Linked DNA regions of Homo sapiens: region 2 is linked to region 1. The links are chromatin contacts, found by Hi-C or POLR2A ChIA-PET in ENCODE. All regions are on one chromosome and are shown on one strand. Each heading gives the region's core, a stretch centred on a gene start or an enhancer-like site at or near the end of the contact. The rest is flanking DNA. Distances are from core to core; before and after follow the strand shown. Region 1 holds the start of PRKCH-AS1 (PRKCH antisense RNA 1). Region 2 overlaps PPP2R5E (protein phosphatase 2 regulatory subunit B'epsilon).

Region 1 (4,797 bases), core at 983-3,482:
CGAAACTCCGTCTCAAAAACAACAACAACAACAACAACAAAAAGTGGCCTAGGCTTTTTGGGGAACAAATTGGTTGTGGCTGGCCCTCAGGGAGCAAGCTTTGCGGCATAGCAGCGTAGGCTAAAAGGTCCTCCCCGGAGACAAAATCTGCAGGGACCACGGGGTGGGAAGCATCAGAAGGCTGCCCACTCTGACTGCAAATACAACAAGCTGGAGTGTTCCTAGAAGAGGCAATTTCTTCCGCGTGTGTGTTGGGGACAGCCTGTGTGTGTGAACATTTTCTGCCCTTGCCGCGCAGAGCTGGGTGGACCAGAAACCACCCGCAGAGGAAGAGACTTATTACCTCTTGGCCATGTCTGTCTCCAGAAGAACCGACCTTTCCTGCTCTATGTGCAACAAGACACACCTTCCGAGGAAGGAGGCGAACAGGATTTCCATCATTACTACTGCCCTATTAAAACACACACATACACACAACTGTGTAATTAGCCTCTGCAGGAAAGGCGCACAAACAGGATGCGTTCGAGCTGACCCCGGGATGAGCCATCCCTGTAAATATTAGGAAAAAGAACCTCCCCGCCGTGCCCCCGCCTCCGGCCAGGGCCTCTTGGGGATGGCCCTGCAGGGTCACCAGCCCACCGGGGAGGTTGGGAGAGAGGGGGCGGGCGACTCCTCGCCGCGCGGGTTCCTGGCTGGAGCGCCCTCCTCTGCGTCCTCCCAACCTTCCATCGCTCCCCAGGTCAGTCTACCACGCCTCAGGTGTTTGCTCGGGCTGGGCCACGAACCCTTTCCTTTTTGGCCTGCGCCCGGGGTGGCCCCTAACCCGCAGCGCACGGCCAGACCCAGCGCTACAAGGAGGGCGCGCAGGGCGGCGCAAGCGGGCACTGGCCTCCCGGGGGCTTGCGCGGGGATCCACCCACCGCAGGGCCGGGCCGCGGACCGCGGGCCACGCCCCTGGGGTCCGGAAGGCGCGGGAGCGGACGCGGGGGTTCTGTGAACTTGGAACCTGGCGGTGCGAGGTTCTCGCCGGGGATGCGGCGGCGGCAGCTGCTTCCTGGTTTGAAGCTCGCCGAGTGGGGGAGAGCGTGAGCCTTCGGAGGCGGGGGCAGGAGGAGAAGCAAGAGGAGGCGGGGGAAGAGACGCTTGGGGCTGGGGCTCACCGGACGGGTAGGTCCGGCTCTCCAGGGAGAGGAGCTGCCCGGCCCTGGAGAAGGGGCGAGTCCTGCGCGAGTCCCCGGGAGGCGCCGCGCGCTTGGAAGGGACGGTCGGGCTTCCCCGGCCCGCTGAGGGCTCGGCGGCGGGCTCCCCTCCTTTCCACCTCGGGAGGGAGGGAAGGAGGGGAGGGAAAAGTCCCACGGAGGAGGCAGAATGGCCAGTCGAGGGGCGCTTAGGCGCTGCCTTTCCCCAGGGCTGCCTCGACTCCTGCACCTGTCCCGAGGGCTGGCCTGAGACGGGACTCCCGGTTCTCCCGCTGCGAAGCAGCGCGGCCCCCCGGGGCCGGGGCAGCGGCGCCGGCATGTCGTCTGGCACCATGAAGTTCAATGGCTATTTGAGGGTCCGCATCGGTGAGGCAGTGGGGCTGCAGCCCACCCGCTGGTCCCTGCGCCACTCGCTCTTCAAGAAGGGCCACCAGCTGCTGGACCCCTATCTGACGGTGAGCGTGGACCAGGTGCGCGTGGGCCAGACCAGCACCAAGCAGAAGACCAACAAACCCACGTACAACGAGGAGTTTTGCGCTAACGTCACCGACGGCGGCCACCTCGAGTTGGCCGTCTTCCACGAGACGCCCCTGGGCTACGACCACTTCGTGGCCAACTGCACCCTGCAGTTCCAGGAGCTGCTGCGCACGACCGGCGCCTCGGACACCTTCGAGGGTTGGGTGAGTAGCGGTGACCCCTTCCCTTTGTGTCCACCCAACCCCCGTTCCCCTTATGTTTTTCAAAACTCACCCGGGTCCCGCTTTCCCATCGCTTTGTGGCTGAGGGAATTCCCTCCAGACTTTGGTCTTCGTCCACGTGGCCGCGGCACTGGTGACGCGACCGCGGTGGGTGTGTGCAGGCGCAGGTGTGTCTCCAGGAAGCCGGCCTGGACACGATCCCCTTTCAGGACAGCGGCTTGGCCTAACGGGAAGTCGGGCAGGGGTCCAGGGCGGTCACCCTTTCCGCCCAGTCTTTGGGTAAGGAGCTCCAACTTTCAGCACGAGAGTGATAGGTAGGAAAGGCAGGGAAGGAGTGATACAAAAGGGACTTGATTTGGGTAAAGTGCTTCAAGCGCTACTTAGGAGAAAGCCGTACATTCTCGCGAGTATTATTCATAATGTTTATGGATACATGTTGGTTCAGCCGCTCAGACGTGCACACGTGTTTCGGCTTGCACATCCCAGAGGTACATGAGCTACACTGGCAGGGAAATGAGCGCCTGGGTCTGCACGTTGGCAGTTTTATTATTTAGCATTTTTCCAAGGAGATGAGATTTACATATACTTGCAAGTAACTTAGTCAGTCCGAGGTGGGAGTCCTGCAGTGTGGGTTTCTGCTGCTATGGGTCTGAGAAGAGGCTGTAAGGACTCCTCAGGAGGTTGTTAACTGTCTTCCCTCCCCCCATCACCAGCCTGTGTTCCTGGGTATTGACGTGTAGCTACCCGCAGCTCTCCCCTTGCCTCTGCTTTTCACATAGTTCCCAGGAGGCATAATTTCTGCTGTAAATCAATTAAAACTTCTAGAGCGCTCTACACGGTGCTAACATGCTTTTACTGCCTAATCCTCACACTGTCTTTGTGATGCAGGTGTCATCGTTCCCACTTTGAGATGATGGAATGATAATTATAATAAAGTAGTCTGGTTTGGCAAAGTGGAGTACGCCATTTGAAGACTCTCAGGAGTTTAATAGTTTAAGTTCTGGAGGGAGTCAGTTTTGAACCCAATATCAGTATTGAAAATGTTTGAAATTTACAAGTGGTGAAATCAGATGGATGGTGATGAAGGCTCATTTAGGTATTTATTTTATACTTTGTGGAATTAGTAATTTTACCGTATATTTTCTAAAATTAAAGATGGCTTGTGGAGCTATTCCTTTCTTTTAAATAGAAGTACAAAAACCATAATGACTAACCTTAATCGTCAAATTATATTGAGTTAATTTCCCTTCAGCCTAATTTACTTTGTGGTACTTAGAAGTGGGGACTAGAGAGGAATTGCTAAAATACAGTTAGATATTTACATTTATCCTGTGAATTTCTGGAAATGAAATAGAAGTGAGTGTAGGCATCCAGATGGAATTGTTGAGTTCTATTAGTGTCTGATTAGGAGTTAGGTCGGGCAAAGCTCTAGAGGAACTAGGTTCTGAATTATGGTGGTGCAGATTGGCCAGTGGCCATGAGAAGCATCTCTTCCTGGAGATAGCCTAGACTCGTCCTTCTCAACCATAATCTTCCCACTTGAATCACCCAGGGACCTTTAAAAAATCCCCACTTTTAAAGATTCTAGATAGGAATCTCTGGCTGTGGGACCCCATCATCCGTACTTTTAGGCTCACCAGGTGATTCCAGTATGCAGTCGAGGTGGAGAACCTGCAGCCTACATGAAGACCAAAAGATGAGGACTTCTTGGTGTCATAAGTGTAGGAAGATCCACGTTATCTGACTAGGTGGCATGTACAGAGCTGCTTATTGTTCCACTGGATGAATATTCAGTGTAAATCAGATATCGATATTTATAATGGTCTGAAATAATTACACTTAGATGTTTAATATAACCCACTGGTGGTGTTTTGGAAAACGTTGAGTGGTTGGTAGGGAGGGTCAGCATTTAAATGACCTTGAAACCAGCAGTTTTTCATGCGTTTGCATGCATCAGAAGGCAGATTTTTTTTTTGTTGTTTTTTTTAAAAAGGTTTTGGGTATTTCAGAACTGTAAGGATATGGAACATAGGTTGGGCAGAGTGTTGTTTCTTTTCTTTTTAAAGAAAATCTTGTTAAAAAAATTTGGAAATATATGGAATGCATGCTTTTTTAAAAAAGTATCCTTTATAGGTTCAAAAATGCTTTAAAAAAATAGAGATGGGGTCTTGCTACCTTGTTGACCAGGCTGGTCTTGAACTTGTGGCCTCAAGCCATCCTCCCACTTCAACCTCCCAAAGTGCTGGGATTACAGGTGTGAGCCACTGCATCTGGCCCAAAGGTGCTTTTGAAGTTCAGGATTAAAGAAATACTTATTTATCTTTAGTATTTTAAATTGACATGTAGTTTATTCAGAGAGTTAAATGTGGAATAATTGAATTTACTCCATAATAAATTTATGGTTGCAAGTGGAACTACAGATTACTGACTTAAAAAAAAACTATTGAAGTTGCAGGTTCAAAAAACCCCCAAAACCTAGTGACTTAGTTTTTGCTAGATCCAGAGAAGCTCTTAGCTGTAGGTTATGGATGAGAGGATTCAATATGGTTAAGATCTCAATTCTTCCCAAAGTATTCAATAGGTTCAGTATAATCTCAGTCAAAATCTAAGTTTGTTGTAGAAATTGACAGACTGACTTTAAAATTTATATGGAAATGTAAAGTACTGAGACCAGTCTAAGAATAGTTTTGAAAAAGAACAAGTTGGGGGACTTAGAGTATCTGATTTCAAGGCTAACTGTAACATGACCGTAATCAAGATAATGTGATATTGGAATAAAGAGAGTCATACAGATCAGTGGAATGAATAGAAGAGAGTCTAGGAATAGATCCACACATATATGACCCACTGATTTCTGATAAAGCTGCCAAGAAGGCAACTCAGTGGGGGAAATGATAGTC
Region 2 (4,797 bases), core at 1,088-3,587, 2.1 Mb after region 1:
CACGAATTTGTTTAGAATCTACCATGTTTAACTTAATCATTCATTCATTCATTCCACAAATATTTACAGAACACTTTTTACATGCCAGGCACTAGTCTAGGCTATAAATATACACTATTAAGCAAAACCAAACTTCATGTTCTTAGCCTTCATGAAGCTTACAGACCAAATGGAGAGAAACCCTAATTAAATGACCATATAGATAAATATAAAAGTTAAAACATTTTACATTACAAAAAAAGGTACAAGAAGATATTATAAGGGCATATGTTGTAAAGAATGAAAACAAATGGATCTACTCTCAAAAAAAGTACAGTCCAGGGGGAAGCAAGATTTGCACCTATTAATAATGGCAAAAAATACAATTAAAGTGGCCGGGCGCGGTGGCTCACGCCTGTAATCCCAGCACTTTGGGAGGCCGAGGCGGGCTGATCACGAGGTCAGGAGATCAAGACCATCCTGGCTAACACGGTGAAAACCCATCTCTACTAAAAAAATACAAAAAAGTAGCCAGGCGTGGTGGCGAGCGCCTGTAGTCCCAGCTACTCAGGAGGCTGAGGCAGGAGAATGGCGTGAACCCGGGAGGCGGAGCTGGCAGTGAGCCGAGATCGTGCCACTGCACTCCAGCCTGGGCGACAGAGCAAGACTCCGTTTCAAAAAAATCAAGTAAAGTATCTGAATTTCATGGACCAAGTTGAGAGACAGAAAAGAAAAAAGCACCTGACAAGGAAATGGACCTCCAGCTTAGGTCCTTCATTATATCCTCCCATTAAAATCTTACAAAATTCCTGCCTAATACATGTTAATATTCCCATTTTACCTGTAAGAGAACCAAGGCTGCAAGATATTCAGTTTTATTATTCTGGGTCAATGGCTAACGTGTAAAAACAACTTCACTACAAAGAACCAGAAGGGATAATTTTACACCAAAATGAAATACTTCCTCCTCTCCATTTATTTGGACAGATAAATGTGGCAGTAGGATTATAAAGAATAAACAATGATTTTTGTCCTCCTCATCTCCTACCTCCCCACACCCCCCACTTTTTTTGAGACAAGGTCTCACTCTGTCACCCACGCTAGAGTGCAGTGGCACAGTCACAGCACACTGTAGCCTCGACCTCCCTGGCTGAAGCAATCCTCCCATTTCAGCCTCCCAAGTGGCTGGGATTACAGGCATGCACCACCACACCTAGCTAATTTTTGTAGTTTTTGTAAAGACAGTGCTTCACTATGTTACCCAGGGTGGTCTTGAACTCCTAGGCTCAAGGGATCCTTGCCGCCTGGACCTCCCAAAGTGCTGGGATTACAAGTGTGAGCCCCTGCATCCAGCCTCCTACCTCCCTACTTATAGCCCAGTTCCAACCCCAAGGCACACAGTATTCCACAATCACACTCTGCACTCATAACCTTTCCATAAGTTTAAAAAAAAAAAAAAACCGACTTGCCCTCTGATAATGTGGTGATTGATTATCCTGTCTACTAAAGGGTTAAGGGGTTATCTCTAGGAAGAACATATTTATATTATTAAAAAATACTTCATAGTGACAATAACAAAATGGCTTCATCCAATTGCATAATTTTAATAGGAATTTCCAGCATAAAACAAGCAAATTATCTGAAGACTCTATTGACACCTAATCTACTTTCACAGGATCATAAAAACAAGCCTTTATCAACAGATTAAAAAAAAAAAAAAACGTGGCTGAGCACAATGGCTCACACCTATAATCCCAACACTTTTGGAGGTTGAGGTGGGAAGATCAACACAGAAAGACCTCCGTCTCTACAAAAAAAAAAAAAAAATTACAGCATCCTAATAAAAAGATAAAATGTCTAATTCTGAAATTTTGACAATCTACATTGCTTGCTTGTACCATTAATGCACCCTGATATTACAAAGGTGACCAAGCAATAGCTTCTGAGCCATTTTTTACCCCACCCTGAAGTCCAAAGCAAGCATAGCATGCAGATGACAACATTTCTTTGAAAAAAGCCAAGTGGGGCAAGTTCAAGAGAGACCACTCTGAATGACATTCATCTAGATTCCAGAAACTCTCATATTACATAAATCTGCAAAAACACGCACCAGGCTCTCTTTGAGAATGGAGAGTACACATAAAAATGCGTAAGTTTCAAATTTCTGATAAAACCAGATGTCTTATGTATAGATTGTTCATAGACCCAGATGGGCCAGAAGAACCTCATTCATACAACTCTCACAAGTTTTCAGAATCTATCCTCTATTGAAAATATCATGATCTCCTACAGACAATACACTCTTTCAGGATCTTGACTATAAGCAATGTCAAAATACACTTGTTAATTAATGAATGAATAACCCAAAATAAACAAGAGTCACTGAAGACAGGTCAGGTATTAGAAAAAGATACGCATTCTAAAGAGCCATTTCCTGTTTCACAATAAATAGTTTCTGAAAATCTTGAATGAGTCATCCCTTCCCAGTCATATCATGTATACATAATAATAGTAAAAACTTAGTAAGCACTTACTCTGTGGCAGTCACTATTATAAGGAGTTTACATGTATTAACTCCTTTAATCCTTTCTACAATGCTGTGAGGTAGGTATTACCAACCTTATTTTTACATATAAAAATTGGCCCAAAGATATTTAGCAACTTGCCCACCATCACACAGCTGGAAAGGGGGCCCTGCTGAGCTTCAGACCTCCACAATCTGGCACCTGTACACTATCCCACCTCTGCTAAAGACTAATGAGAGCTGGCTTATCACTACTGATCATTTTTGTTTTCATCTAATATCTACAACGTACACTGGAGGGACCATCTGGAAGGGTTAATCTTCCTAATCTTCCTAACAGACTCTTTAACATAGATTGAGGAAGACAAGCATTCTGTCATCTATCTCCTCTTTGTACCAAGCAAAATGCAACTACCAAGGGTTAGAAAGATTCTCCAGCTGGCCTGTTATTTCTGTTAATATTTAAAAGCCCCCTTAGGCTGGGCACAGTGACTCATGCCTGTCATCCCAGCACTGTTGGAGGCCAAGGCAGGTGGATCACCTGAGTCAGATGTTCAAGGCCAACCTGGCCAACATGGCAAAACCCCATCTCTACCAAAAATACAAAAATTAATCGGGCATGGTGACAGGCGCCTGTAATCCCAGCTACTCAGGAGGCTGAGGCAGGAGAATCGGCTGAACCCAGGAGGCGGAGGTTGAAATGAGCTGAGATCACGCCATTTCACTCCAGCCTGGGTGACAAGAGTGAATCTCCATCTCAAAAAAAAATAAAATAAAGGACCCCTTTACATTAGTGTTAAGTCTCTCAAAAGATGATTCAAAGTCTTCTCTAACCTTCCAGCCTTCTCCTTTGCACTAAAGCTGGCTTACTTCAAGACTTCAACCTTGTTTGGATTTAATTTACTGTTCAGGAAAATGTAATGACACAGAAGTTTGGTTGTTTCATTTTGTTTTGAACACCTGACATTTGTTGAACTTGCATATGATTTGGAGTCTAACTGAGAGTTCAAACCTGTATTATCACCAGCACAGCCTAAGGTCAATTAGAAAGCCAGTTAGGTTGAATTGCTTTCAGCTAGTGATGGGACAGAAAGGAAGCATGAATAGAACAAGGAATAAACAAAGGAAAGGTGGAAGATATTTTAGACAAGAACAGCACAGAGGTGAGAGTGAGCACATTATGGGAGAAATTATAAGAAGATATGCATGTCTAGGGCATGGAAGACAGGTGACTAGAAAGAGTGGGAAATGAGAGGGAGGAATGAGGACATACCTGGCCAGAAAGGACTTTACAAACTGCAGGGTAACCTGGGTTTCATGTGGCTGACAACACAGAAATGTGGGACAGGAGCAAACATAATGAGAAGTGTTTTAGCGGGGGCTGAAGGGAGGCAATCAAATTAGCCAAAAACAATGTCATCAGAACCAAGTATGAAGAGTTATGAGGGCTTATACGAAGTTGATGGCCGTGGAAGAATAGAAGAAAAAGAAGCTGAGATACCAGAAGGTAAGAAACAAAGGGATTTTTTAAATTACATTAGATATAACAGAAAGGAAAGATAGTCAAAGATTACTAATGTTTCCAGGTTGGAAGAATGATGATACTGTTGGTAAAAATGAAACAATCAGACAGAGAAGTTAGTCAAGGAAGTTCATGAACTGTAGTGGCAACAACAGAATGTGAGGTAACTCCAAGGGAGAAAAAGACTCGAAATAGGACTGGAAACAAGGGGCTATAAATTAAACGGTAGAGATTCCAGAGTTTTCCCATAAAGGTGAAAGTTGAAATCAAAGGAACAGATAAGCTCAATGACTGAGTAAGGGGAAAACGAAGAACAGAAGGTTAAAAATGGAACCATGGGGCAGCTAGAGACAAGCTAAAGAAAACTCAACAATGAGGCAGAAAACTCAGGATAGGAAGGGACAGAGAACCAAGATGATGAAGTGCCCGCAAAAACAAGAAGTAAAGCTCTGAGACATTTCCCAGTGCTAACAGTGTACTAAAGATATACAAGAGTAAAACCTTCCGTAATTTTAAAGAAATGCCTCTAAATGCTAATGAAACAACCAAAACAGCTCTCTAGGAAGTCTGAGAAATGTCTGATGCAATCAGACTCAAGAGGCTGAGACAGGGCTAATTGTAATTTGGTTTTGGTGTGGATTTTATTAAATGAAGAAGAGTAACAGGAAAAGGGGATGACATGGAGAGAGAAAATCAAGTCTCTTAAAGTTTTTAGAAACTTGGGAGTTTTAACCCACATGCATTTGACTTTAACATTAAATTCTAATTAGTG

Evidence for each region. A loop is a pair of places that touch in the nucleus more often than their neighbours do. ChIA-PET counts read pairs that join two places held with the same protein, here RNA polymerase II (POLR2A). Pooled maps may share reads with other maps.
Region 2: a loop to region 1 is called in a pooled map, with 2.4 times the contacts of the local background. The contact joins the enhancer-like site here to the promoter of PRKCH-AS1 in region 1. A Hi-C loop is called at or near these places in 3 of 50 pooled maps. POLR2A ChIA-PET finds 5 or more read pairs at or near these places in 2 of 52 experiments (GM10248 and activated CD8-positive, alpha-beta memory T cell).

The regions. Positions count from the first base shown.
Region 1 is chr14:61,320,586-61,325,382 of GRCh38, forward strand. It overlaps PRKCH-AS1 (PRKCH antisense RNA 1), which reads right to left and starts at 2,233. Exons shown (of 5, transcript NR_186042.1): 1 at 1,950-2,233. PRKCH (protein kinase C eta) reads left to right here and starts at 994. Exons shown (of 14, transcript NM_006255.5): 1 at 994-1,879. The coding sequence starts at 1,517. RefSeq lists silencers at 787-1,056, 1,207-1,376 and enhancers at 1,338-1,882, 1,883-2,426.
Region 2 is chr14:63,469,039-63,473,835 of GRCh38, forward strand. All of the region lies in intron 2 of PPP2R5E (protein phosphatase 2 regulatory subunit B'epsilon), which reads right to left. Among named protein-coding and RNA genes, the nearest start is that of PPP2R5E, 72 kb to the right of the region's middle. RefSeq lists an enhancer at 2,617-2,696. Within about 2 kb of position 2,338, at least 6 of the 41 ENCODE cell types and tissues checked have a DNase peak (open chromatin) inside an H3K27ac peak, as active enhancers do.